2 separate regions of the Homo sapiens genome follow, and region 1 is linked to region 2. Evidence: chromatin loops called from intact Hi-C (ENCODE). Cell type or tissue: OCI-LY7. All regions are shown on one strand. Links, peaks and the distances in the headings refer to the core of each region. The heading gives the core; the rest is flanking DNA. Region 1 overlaps SLC15A5 (solute carrier family 15 member 5). Region 2 has its middle 31 kb from the start of LMO3.

What was found. Hi-C counts contacts between places; a loop is a spot of excess contacts. Peaks named below come from ENCODE experiments on the same cell type or tissue, not always from the same donor. Only the 100,000 strongest peaks of a DNase experiment are listed, where the experiment ranks them.
Region 1: it touches region 2 in a loop (2.3-fold over the local background); 2 of 110 quality-filtered maps call a loop at or near these places.

Annotation. Positions count from the first base shown.
Region 1 is chr12:16,186,707-16,192,097 of GRCh38, forward strand. It overlaps SLC15A5 (solute carrier family 15 member 5), which reads right to left. Exons shown (of 9, transcript NM_001170798.1): 9 at 1,779-3,109. The coding sequence ends at 2,962. All of the region lies in intron 1 of LOC101928362 (a long non-coding RNA gene), which reads left to right. Among named protein-coding and RNA genes, the nearest start is that of SLC15A5, 88 kb to the right of the region's middle. In OCI-LY7, for the core only: CTCF peaks have their summits at 3,312 and 3,512; a DNase peak (open chromatin) is centred at 3,325.
Region 2 is chr12:16,634,587-16,639,977 of GRCh38, forward strand. No RefSeq gene overlaps it. Among named protein-coding and RNA genes, the nearest start is that of LMO3, 31 kb to the left of the region's middle. In OCI-LY7, for the core only: no CTCF peak of the experiment used is centred there; a DNase peak (open chromatin) is centred at 2,315; H3K4me3 peaks cover 705 bases; H3K27ac peaks cover 3,032 bases.

The DNA of each region.
Region 1 (5,391 bases), core at 273-5,272, 450 kb before region 2:
GTTACTGTTAGTGGTTCTTTTAATTTCCCTGCTCTCTACAAGCAGACCTGAATTCTAGCAGCACCTGTGTGCTGTCATCACTTGGCTGCTGATTTTATGTGAAGGCTTTACTCGTAAGTCTGGGACCAATAATTGTACACTGGCTTCTCTTGTAGTGAGAGAATGGTAGATGGTGGATGCCTATCACCCGACTGGCTAAGAGTACCAGTGTGGAAGCTTTGTTTTCATAGAACAAGGGATCCTGACAGTTTTCAGAAAGGATTATTTTCTCTCTTTCAATGTGTAAATCGTGCAATATTATAATAGGAAACTTTTTGGAATTACGAGCTGTTATTTGGTGATATTGTTACTCTGATAGTTGATAAAACACTTTCAGAAACCAAGAGAATTAAAGGTTGGCTAGGGTGGAATGAATGCTATAAATCAAGATTACCTGAAGGGGATATGTATGAGAGAGAAGGGATTAAACTGAATAAAGAAGAAATAAGGAGAAATATCCACGGAGCTTGGGAACATTTACCTACTTTCAGGAGCAGATCTCTGAATGTTATTTTGTGCTATTAAAGAAGTCACTCTGATGAAAATCATCTTCACTTATAAATTTATGTAATGAGAGTATAGTTTTCTTAATTTTGTATATAGGGTCAATGTAGTGACTTCTGGCTACAATGGATTGAAGTGTTACAAGAAAAAAAAGGAAGAGAAACGAGATGTTACTGTCAGTTGTGAACAGAATCAGATGGGGTGAGACCTGGGCTCTGCGGGTCACAGAAAACATTTTGAAATACCTTGTGTTTCAGGCCTTGATCATGGACAGAAATAGAGCACAGAAGGTGCTTCTTAGGGAAGTCTTCACTTTTCCAACCTTGTGCCACAAGTAAAAAATGGAGCAAATGAGTGGCTGGGTACAGACCCTTGGCACCAAGTGGCTGGAGTAAATGGAACACTGCAGGGACACAGAACTTCGCCCGCCACTGAGCATATTACTGGAGAAATACAGTACGAAACCCAGCAGGCTTCTGCAAACAACACATCCCTTTAAGTTAATTGGTGTTATATAGAAGCTGAAATGCTCCGCTTATTTACAAAGCTACAGATTTATGTAAAGCAAAACCAATTACACTTAATGCCTAAACTATTCCAGGTGCTCAATGATAATGTTGCTAGGCAGTAGAGAAGAAACTGCTGTGTGAATGCATCCTGTTCCGAATGGAAGCCTGTGTAGTTACTGCAATTTAGCTAATCACGAGTGTCAACGCCAACGTGAGGATTCTAAGCTCTTTTGGTGTTTGCTTTGGGTCAACTTTATAATTCTGTAGATCTTTCAGCTCTAAGGACAAGTGAAACCACAATGAGCACCTTTTTCTATTATGATGTAGAAATTAAGGAGATGAAGGCAAATTTGTGGGGAGGGGGAGAACAAAATAAAGCAGGCTCCTTTTCTATCAGTAAGAGGGACTAGAGCTTCTCACTTGTACTGAGGTGAAGTGTTTAAAGATTTCTTGCTCTTGTGAGTGTTCATTAAACCCAAATTGCAAACTTGGCATTTAACCTTTTGCAGCAAGGAAAGCTTCTAAGGAATATTAGGGGTCTGCCTCACTGTTTTGCCAGGAAACAATTGCTAAACAGAAAGGATTTGAAAAAGTTGCAGGAAACGAATTTATGCCTGTACCAGCAAGTCTTTTCATTTGTCCTCAAACAAAAAATAGTTTGAGTAACAGAAACACCTGGTGCTTTACAGCTCCTCTTTTGCAATTAAAAATGCGTAGCATACCTAATCAAGTTGAGTAAATCTTTTATTCTACAGACCTAAAATATTTTATGTATACACAAGGGAGGTGCATAATTGCAGAATAATTTGCAGTCAGCTGATAAACTCACCTGTCCTATCCAACATGAATTGTCCTGGAAAGCAATGGCTTTTAAACCTTAGGGAACATGAGAATGATTTGGGTGTGCTTATTAAAACCACCAATTGCTGGACCCCAATCTCAAAAAAAGATTTGAGTTAAGGCAGTCTGTATAGGGGCCAGAAAGATTCACCTGTAGCAAGTTGTCCTCAACCAAATGTTGACAAATACTGCTACTGAGAAACAGACTTTAATTTTATTTGATTTTTTAAAAAATGAGTTTCCACATATTTTTGCTTATGAAAGAAGAAACTCTTAGAAGATAATTTTCTGAATGCATCTGAATTGGCAGTGGAGACCGAAAGATGTTATTCATATAATTCCTTTAAGCATCTCTATTTGGTTTGGTCACTTACCCTCCTCTCAGCCCCCTCATTTTATCTTCCCTAATTTCCTTCTTTCTTTTAATTCCAATAATTCCATAACTTACATTTATTTTTCAACTTTTTTAGTATGCGGACATTCTCTTTGTTAAGGACATCTATTTTAGTAATACTGCTTTTAAATTCAGAGAAAATGTCCTTAATGAAGTCATATTTTGATAGCATAATATTAACAGCAAATATAGAAAATCATGTATATGTTTATTATTTACTCAGTTATATACAGTATATGGTCACAATGTAATAAGGTCACGTGTAATAAGGGATCACTAAGTGTATTGAAAGAGAGTATATTAAAATACTGTCATTTTGCTTCTAATGACTCATTAAAACTCCAAAAAAAAGGTCATACGCTTTCAATGGCTGAACCATTGTAGAAAGCTGTAAGGTATTATTGGTGTATAGAAAACTGTCATTTTTTTTGTCATAGAGTAATCACTGAGACTTTGAAATTATTTTATTAATTCTAATGCTATAACATGTTAATGCAAAAGCATGACAGTTTACTAGAAAATTCATAATTAGTCTTTGTAAATAAAGTATACAGATGATATTTGTAAAATCACCTCTGTATATATTGGCTTTTACACTAAAACACATAAAATGCTCAACTGAAGAAGAAAACAATGAATACTGTTCTCATAAGACAGGTAGACTCAAACACAGTTTCATAGGGCTGTCTCCCAAAGATCAATACTTGAAGAAAATTCCTGTATACTGCCATAAAATTTCAGAGATTTTTCGTGGAGGAGAAGTGTTTCTTCAAGATTACTTCCACGGATGTTCTGGGCATTAAAATGATTTAGATTACAATATCTAAAAAAGAAAGAAAGAAAGCTTTTCTTAGGACCAGATGTAGATGAATTGATAAATCATTTGCTTCCCTCCTGCGCTTGTCTACCTTTTATGATGGGCTCATAGATACTGGCACAACAGTGACGATTATTTAAGAGCACTGCTCACCAAAACAGCCTTTTTAAAAGGACAAAAGGAGTTTTTGTGACTTAGTAAAGTGTCTCATAAGGACCTTTAGGTGGCGCTTTTTAACAACCTGCTACGCTGTCTTCAGTGCTGACAGAGAGATGGTGAGAAGGCTGAAAGCCTATTGACTTGACAGATTTCATGGCGGTCAGGATGCATAAGAGGTTTACTGGGAATTTGTAAATTCAGTGCTGAGATTATGTGGAAAGCACCATTGTCAAAGAAGGAGTCTATGAATATATTTCTAGAATGTGCACTCTCCATCCCCAACCTCCAGAAAAACCTGCCTTTCCAGTGTCTTCTAAGTACCAGCCCCATGCAAGGGTGGGATAGAATCATCCCATTTCACAGATTAAGAAACTGAAGTTTCCAAGAGATTAAATAACTTGCTTAAGGTTCATAGAAATAGTAGTTGGCAGAGTTTGGATTTGGAACCAGAACTTGATTATTCTGAATCCTGGCGCTTTTCCTCCATGGCATACTGCCTCTAAAGACAAATTACTTTCTTAAACACTTTCGGGTAAGTTCCAGCAAAATAGGAACTTCAAATTGCTTTATTCACTGCTTTATTCCCAGTGATTGATACATAGTAGATGTTCAATAAATATTTGTCAAATGAACAAATGAATATCGGCTATAAGTTTAATTTTATCACATACACATAAGTTTCAAAAATAGATGGGGTCAGTCATCTATTTTTGATTTGTGAAGGTTTCAAAAGTTAATTTTACCTTCTTTTCCTTCTCAGTACATTACTAAAAATAACTGTAACTGTAACTCTAAGAGAATGAATACTGCCTGAACAACTCTGGTCATTTGTCTCTGATTTATGTCACTTTCAATAATTCTTACAGCATAGACACAAAAGATTACTAGAATATTTGACAAAACAAGTGCAATATCAACTTTATAACATGTGTTTCACAACACTGGAAGGACAGTGGTGTTAGTTATAAAAACAAACACTCTCTGCCCACTCCCTCTCAAAACACCTGAAATTTCTTTTTATTTTAGCACCAAATGTGGGATAGAATACATATTTATATAAAGCACTGTAGACATATTTACTTTCATCTACCTACTTCCTTCACCCCTAAACTGGAAAGCCTCGAGTATGACATGTCACTAATGCAGTATTTCAAATTTGATTGTGGAGGGGTTGTTTTCAGTTTCTTTGATGTGGTACATGTGACAGGTAAGTCTGGCCTTATATTTATGGATAATTCCTAGCTTTATGCAGCTGGGGATTTGAGATAATGTCCCAGTAACCCTCACAAGATTGGTTTGGTTCTAGGACTTAACAATAAGATTGTATCAGACTAATATGAACTTGGCTGTGGGGGTGTCTAGGGTGCTAAAACAGACCTCATCCTACCTGTATTTTGGTGAGGATGTTGTTTCATAATTAATACACTGTCCTCAAGATCTTGAGGACAAGAATAAGTTGGGACTGCCTTGTTCTTGATAGATTTGCCACTATTACCTGGCTGTGAACAGATACACCTTTGGGTTTGATAAAAAATGGGATTGTGATTGCATATGTGCTGAGATTAAATATGATTTGACTTGTAAGTAATGTGTTTCAATAATGCTGTCCCTGGGACATCGGTACTTTTCCCCATTTCTTTGCATGCTTATTGTTCATTAGTGTTTGACAAAAATAATCAGTATAGAAAAAAATCGGAATCATGCGCTCCTCACTGCAGACACTGGTCTTTCTCTCTCAGGTTTCATACTGTGTCTTGCTTAACTCTTCTGACTTGGCCTGTCCAATCCCAATGGCCAATAGGTCCCCAAGGCAGCATGTGCTTTGGCATTGATGTCATTGGTTCTAGCTGCTTAATCTCTGGAGGCAAATTTTCCAGAATCTCCTTACTTCTGACATGTGACATCCATTCTTTTCCTGTGGGGTGCTCGTCAACAGGTGGTAGTGGGTAGAGTTATTTTAACTGAAGGAAATAGTTTTCTCCCAAACCAAGTTAGGAATTGTCAGAGAGCAAGAAGGCAGCTCTTCTATGGCACCTGGAGGCAGCATAGTATAGAAGTGTAGAAGCATGGGCTTCAGAGACAAATTTGGGGTTGAATCCTAGTTGTGTGAACTTGGTCAGTTTATTTAA
Region 2 (5,391 bases), core at 286-5,285:
CTAGTTGGTAGACTGATCATTCAGGCCACAACTTATTCTAAGCATCCTTAAATAAGATTTATCAAGAACAACCATGGATATAAAAGTAGAAGTATTTTTTTTCCCTTAAGGGATTTCAAATCTAGCTGTAGAGAAAAGTATTACATATGGAAACCAAGAAGAACTATTTTGGGCGATGGTGCCCCAAACACAGCTTCTTCTAAAGGAAACATCACTGGGCTAGCCCCTGATGGGGGCTGCTTCTTCCCAGGCTGCCATCTTCTGAATCAGGAATGGTTGGAATGAAGGAATTCTTGATCTTAGAGAAGCCAAATCACAGATTTGCCAGCAGCCAGTTAGCTAGAATAAAGGATGAGTAAAGCTAAGCAGATACATTTTTGAGTAATCAGGTTAATGCCTCAGGAATCAACTTAGCTAATCAGATTTGCTACTCCAAACAGGCCATGAAAGCTGAGTTTAGACTAAGGTGCCTGTGTGGGACCACATCAAAAGTCAAGTTTTGAAGTGGCACAGAGCTAAAATAAACCAAAAGAGGCGGTTGATACTGGAGAACAAGAAACACTTGTGAGGAGTATGGCTGTTAAGTATGATAGAGCACCAAGAAAAAGGTGATTGAATTCTTGTTTCTAAAGTAGCCAGGGCTAACTAAAATTCAGAAACACCCTTTAGCTCCAGCCTCTGGGACGGGCTTTCTGAATACGCTTTAAAAAAAATCTGAGTTTGACAAATGAGAAATTTTGTACAGGTTATTTTTTGGTGAATGTAGAAAGCAGGCTTCAGGATTTAATTTTTAAACCCGTTTCTTAAGTCATTGGTCAACAAACATTTTCTGTCAAAGGCCAGATGGTATTTTTTTGGCATGGTAGGTAGTGCAATCATTGTCACAGCTACTCCACCCTACTGTTGTAGTGAAAATTATTCTTTTTAAATATTTTTAACCACTAAATGTATATAAGTCATTCAGCCCTAACAAAATCAACCAGCAAATTCAATTTAAGCCACGCATCATAGTTTGCCTGACTTAAAAGCACGAGTCTGGAATTCCAGATTTCTCTACTCAGCACTCATTCACAACTAGGTGACGCTGCACAGGTGGCATTCCTTCTGGGCCTTGATTTTCTTCTTTACAGTGGGACAACTGGATTATATGAGCTTACAGACCCCTATCCCTCTAAATGCTAAACTTATTTTCTCTCTCTCTTTCTCCCTCTCTATATATAGAGAGATATCTAGCTATCTATATATATACAGATGTATATACAATATATAATATTTATCTATATGTAGATATCTAGCTATCTATCTCTATATAAATATATATTTCCTCTCTATATGTCTATATATAATATATAATGTTTATATATAGATATCTAGCTATCTGTATATAGACATACATAAAATATATATAAAATATATAAAATTTCTCTCTCATAGAGATATCTAGCTATCTATATATAGATATGTATAAAATATACATATTTATTTACATATAGATGTATAAATATCAATATTTATAGAAACATAAATATACATATTTATTTACATATATATATATTTTTGAGACCTGATCTCAGGATCTCATTCTGTCACCCGGGCTGGAGGGCAGTGGTGTAATCAGGTATACATCACCACATCTGGCTAAATTTTTTTGTTGTTGTTGTATTTTTTGTAGAGATGGGGTTTTGATCTGTTGCTCAGGCTGGTCTCAAACCCCCAAGTTCAAGCAATCTGCCTGCCTCGGCTTCCCAGAGTTCTGGGATTACAGGAGTGAGCCACTGCACCTGACTGTATATTTTGGTTAAATCATTATAAAAGTTTATTTATTTTATGCTTTAAAACTTATATCCCCATATTCTATGTTAATGTCTATAAAAATCTACTCTTTTTTGTCATTATGAAATAAATGGAAACATAAACAAAAATTTATCCAGCCAAGATATTTTGTAAGCATAAAATGTATTTATGTCTATTTTACAAAGCAGGTCCTGGCCTCTGTTTTCATTATCTCTAGGTTTAAGTAGTGATCTTCTGATAGTAAGTCTTCCAGTTTCTGTTCATTATTTGTAGTTCTGCATGAAGTGTGCTCATCAACTGATTTTTTAGGGGGTAGGGATGTCAAAGCTTCATAATTTCTATGTTTATTCAGGTACCCACTGTGGATACCAAAAACCAGAAAGTAATTAGGATTTAAAGACTTCCATCAGTTTTTTTGGGGGGTGGTGAGGGGAAGTTTTTCATTATTGTAAGAGCAAGTTGAGTGCCAAAGATAGAAAGATAGTTAATATTTTTAAAGCTTTCTGTGTAGTTTTCACTTCTGTTTTTCTGTTATTATAGTTTACAACATGTAGAGAACTGAGAGTGACTGAGAGTACTGAGAATTTAACCTTGAGGAGTGCTTAACACATGATTTCTTTTCAAAACTAGACCGTTACAGTCACAAGTCCAACTTATGCCACGGTTTGAAATCTCAATTTCATATTCTTTCTGTATTTTTATTTTCATCCCAACTATAAAATATACTATGCTTCTCTATTTTCACTCTAAATTATAAACATTTCTTAGTATTATTCTATGTTTTATTTAAAAAGCAACCTGGGCTGGGCACGGTGGCTCACACTTGTAATTCCAGCACTTTGGGAGGCCAAAGCCGGCGGATCACCTGATGTCAGTCAGGAGTTCGAGACCAGCCTGGCCAACACGGTGAAACTCCGTCTCTATTAAAAATACAAATATTAGTTGGGTGTGGTGGCATGCACCTGTAATTCCAGCTACTTGGGAGGCTGAGGCAGGAGAATTGCTTCAACCCTGGAGGCAGACCATTGCACTCCAGCCTGGGCAACAAGAGCTAAACTCCGTCTCAAAAAAAAAAAAAGCAACCTGGAAAACAGAAATTATTATGCTAACATTCAAAATGTAAATGTGTTCTCACTTCAGAGATTAAGGAAACTGGTTGGAATTTGTTTTGTAGGCTTCCGAAAGGCACTTACCTTCAGTCAGAATTGACTAGATCAAGGAACATTGTGACATAGATGAAGTTAAACCTGAGCATTTTGTTAAACACCCAATACCTTTTAGAGCCATAGGTCTCCGCATTGGGTACACATTCACCTCTCTTTTCCTTGCAGGACTCAAGCCCCAGAGCTTTTCTGTCTTCCTTTTCTCTTTCTGATTCCACTCCTCACACCCTGTTCTGCTCTACATTAATCTAATAACCTAAGGACTATATGTGTCAACATTTGTATTAGAATAGGAACTTTTTCAGAATCCAGTGGCTATCTCCAAAGTGAGTAGAGGTGATATCCAAGGTAGGTGGCCTTAAGCCCAAACCTACTCTGCCTATACCTAGGAGTAGCTCTGTTGGGTCCACATTACAATATTTTATTTTTACTTTATCCAAAAATCAACTTCATTCATTCATAAAAAAGAATTATATGAAGATCTTTTATAAAACAAACTAGGGAGTCCTCAATATTAGTGTGAAAATGAAAAAGACAGGATATTCTCAGTATTAAAATCTTTCTTGCCCCCATGATGTGCTGAGCACTATATTAGAGAATTCACTAAAAAGTAAATTATGGTCTGTGCTTTCCAGTCACCGGCTGTTTGATAGGAAATGCAGATACAAGTAAATAATTGCAATAAGATATTTAAAATGCTGTAATTCGAGGTACTAGATACACAGATGACACAAAGACAGAAGTGGTTAACTCTGTTGGTTGGGGCAGACAAGACTTCATAGGAGACCACTGAGTTAGATTTTGAAAAATTAACTTTACAGATGAAGAAAGTAATGAGGAGTTTTGTGCCAAGACGTGGTGGCATGAAACACATTTGCCTTCTATTTTGAATAAAGAACTAGTCTTGCGAAGACTTGAAGTCAATAGAAAATCCATTTTCACGAAGGTAGTAGCTACCTCCAATATTCAGGGGATAGTGGCACTGAATCAAGCTTCAATACACAGCCGTCAGTGGCATTGATAATGTGCAGTGATATACTTATTGGATCAATTAAATTGTATAATCACAGTTACTGTTCTGTCTATAGTTTCATTTTGTCCTAACATTTATAGAGCCTCACTCCAACCTTCCAGATTATTCCCCTAGTTATCCAATTTCCTTTCAATAGTGTGTTTCATTTTTCTTAACATAGCAACTGTTAGTTTCTGATGTACCTAGATACCCTGGCTCTTGCAGCAGTAAAGAACAGGAGTCTTGAATTTTGTGGTCATTTTTTGCAGAGGTGGAACAGTTCAGAGTGATGTGCTTTTGTGTACTGCACTAAAAGAGAGTTTAGTAGAGACACTGGGATTGAGGAGGTCTGTGGGACTAGGGTTTTGGGTAAATTATTCATATGAACTTTGGAATTACTCACGACCATGACTGTATTTGGGATAGTAAAGGTTTGGTGTTTTTTTTTTTTTTTTTTTCCCGGAGTCTCGCTCTTGTTGCCCAGGCTGGAGTGTGGAGTGCAGTGGCATGATCTCGGCTCACTGCAACCTCCGCCTCCTGGGTTCAAGTGATTCTCTTGCCTCAGCCTCCCGAGTAGCTGGGACTACAGGTGCCCACCACCACGCTCGGCTGATTTTTTATATTTAGTAGAGATGGGGTTTCACCATGTTGGCCAGGCTGGTCTCAAACTCCTGACCTCTGATAATCCACCCGCCTCAGCCTCCCAAAGTGTTAGTATTTACAGGCTGAACCACTGCACGCGGCCGAGGTTTGGTGTTTTTAATGAATTTGGGTATTTGGCTTTGTTAGTGTGTTCTCATGCTGCTAATAAAGACATAACTGAGACTGGGTAATTTATAAAGGAAAGAGGTTTAATGGACTCACAGTTCCACATGGTTGGGGAAGCCTTACAATCATGGCGGAAAACGAAGGAAGAGCAAATGGACTTCTTACATGGTGGCAGGCAAGAGAGCCTGTGCAGGGGAATTCCCCTTTATAAAACCATCGGCCATCGGCCAGGCGCAGGGGCTCACGGCTGTAATCCCAGCACTTTGGGAGGCCGAGGCAAGCAGATCACGAGGTCAGGAGATTGAGACCATCCTGGCTAACACAGTGAAACCCCGTCTCTACTAAAAATAAAAAAAAATTAGCCGGGCGTGGTGGCGGGCACCTGTAGTCCCAGCTACTCGGGAGGCTGAGGCAGGAGAATGGCGTGAACCCGGGAGGCGGAGCTTGCAGTGAGCTGAGAGTGCGCCACTGCATTCCAGCCTAGGTGACAGAGCAGGACTCTGTCTCAAAAATAAATAAATAAAATAAAATAAAAAATAAAACCATCAGCTATCATGAGACTTACTACCATGAGAACAGCACAAGAAAGACCCACCCCCATGATTCAATTACCTCCCACCAGGTCCCTCCCATGACATGTGGGGATTATGGGAG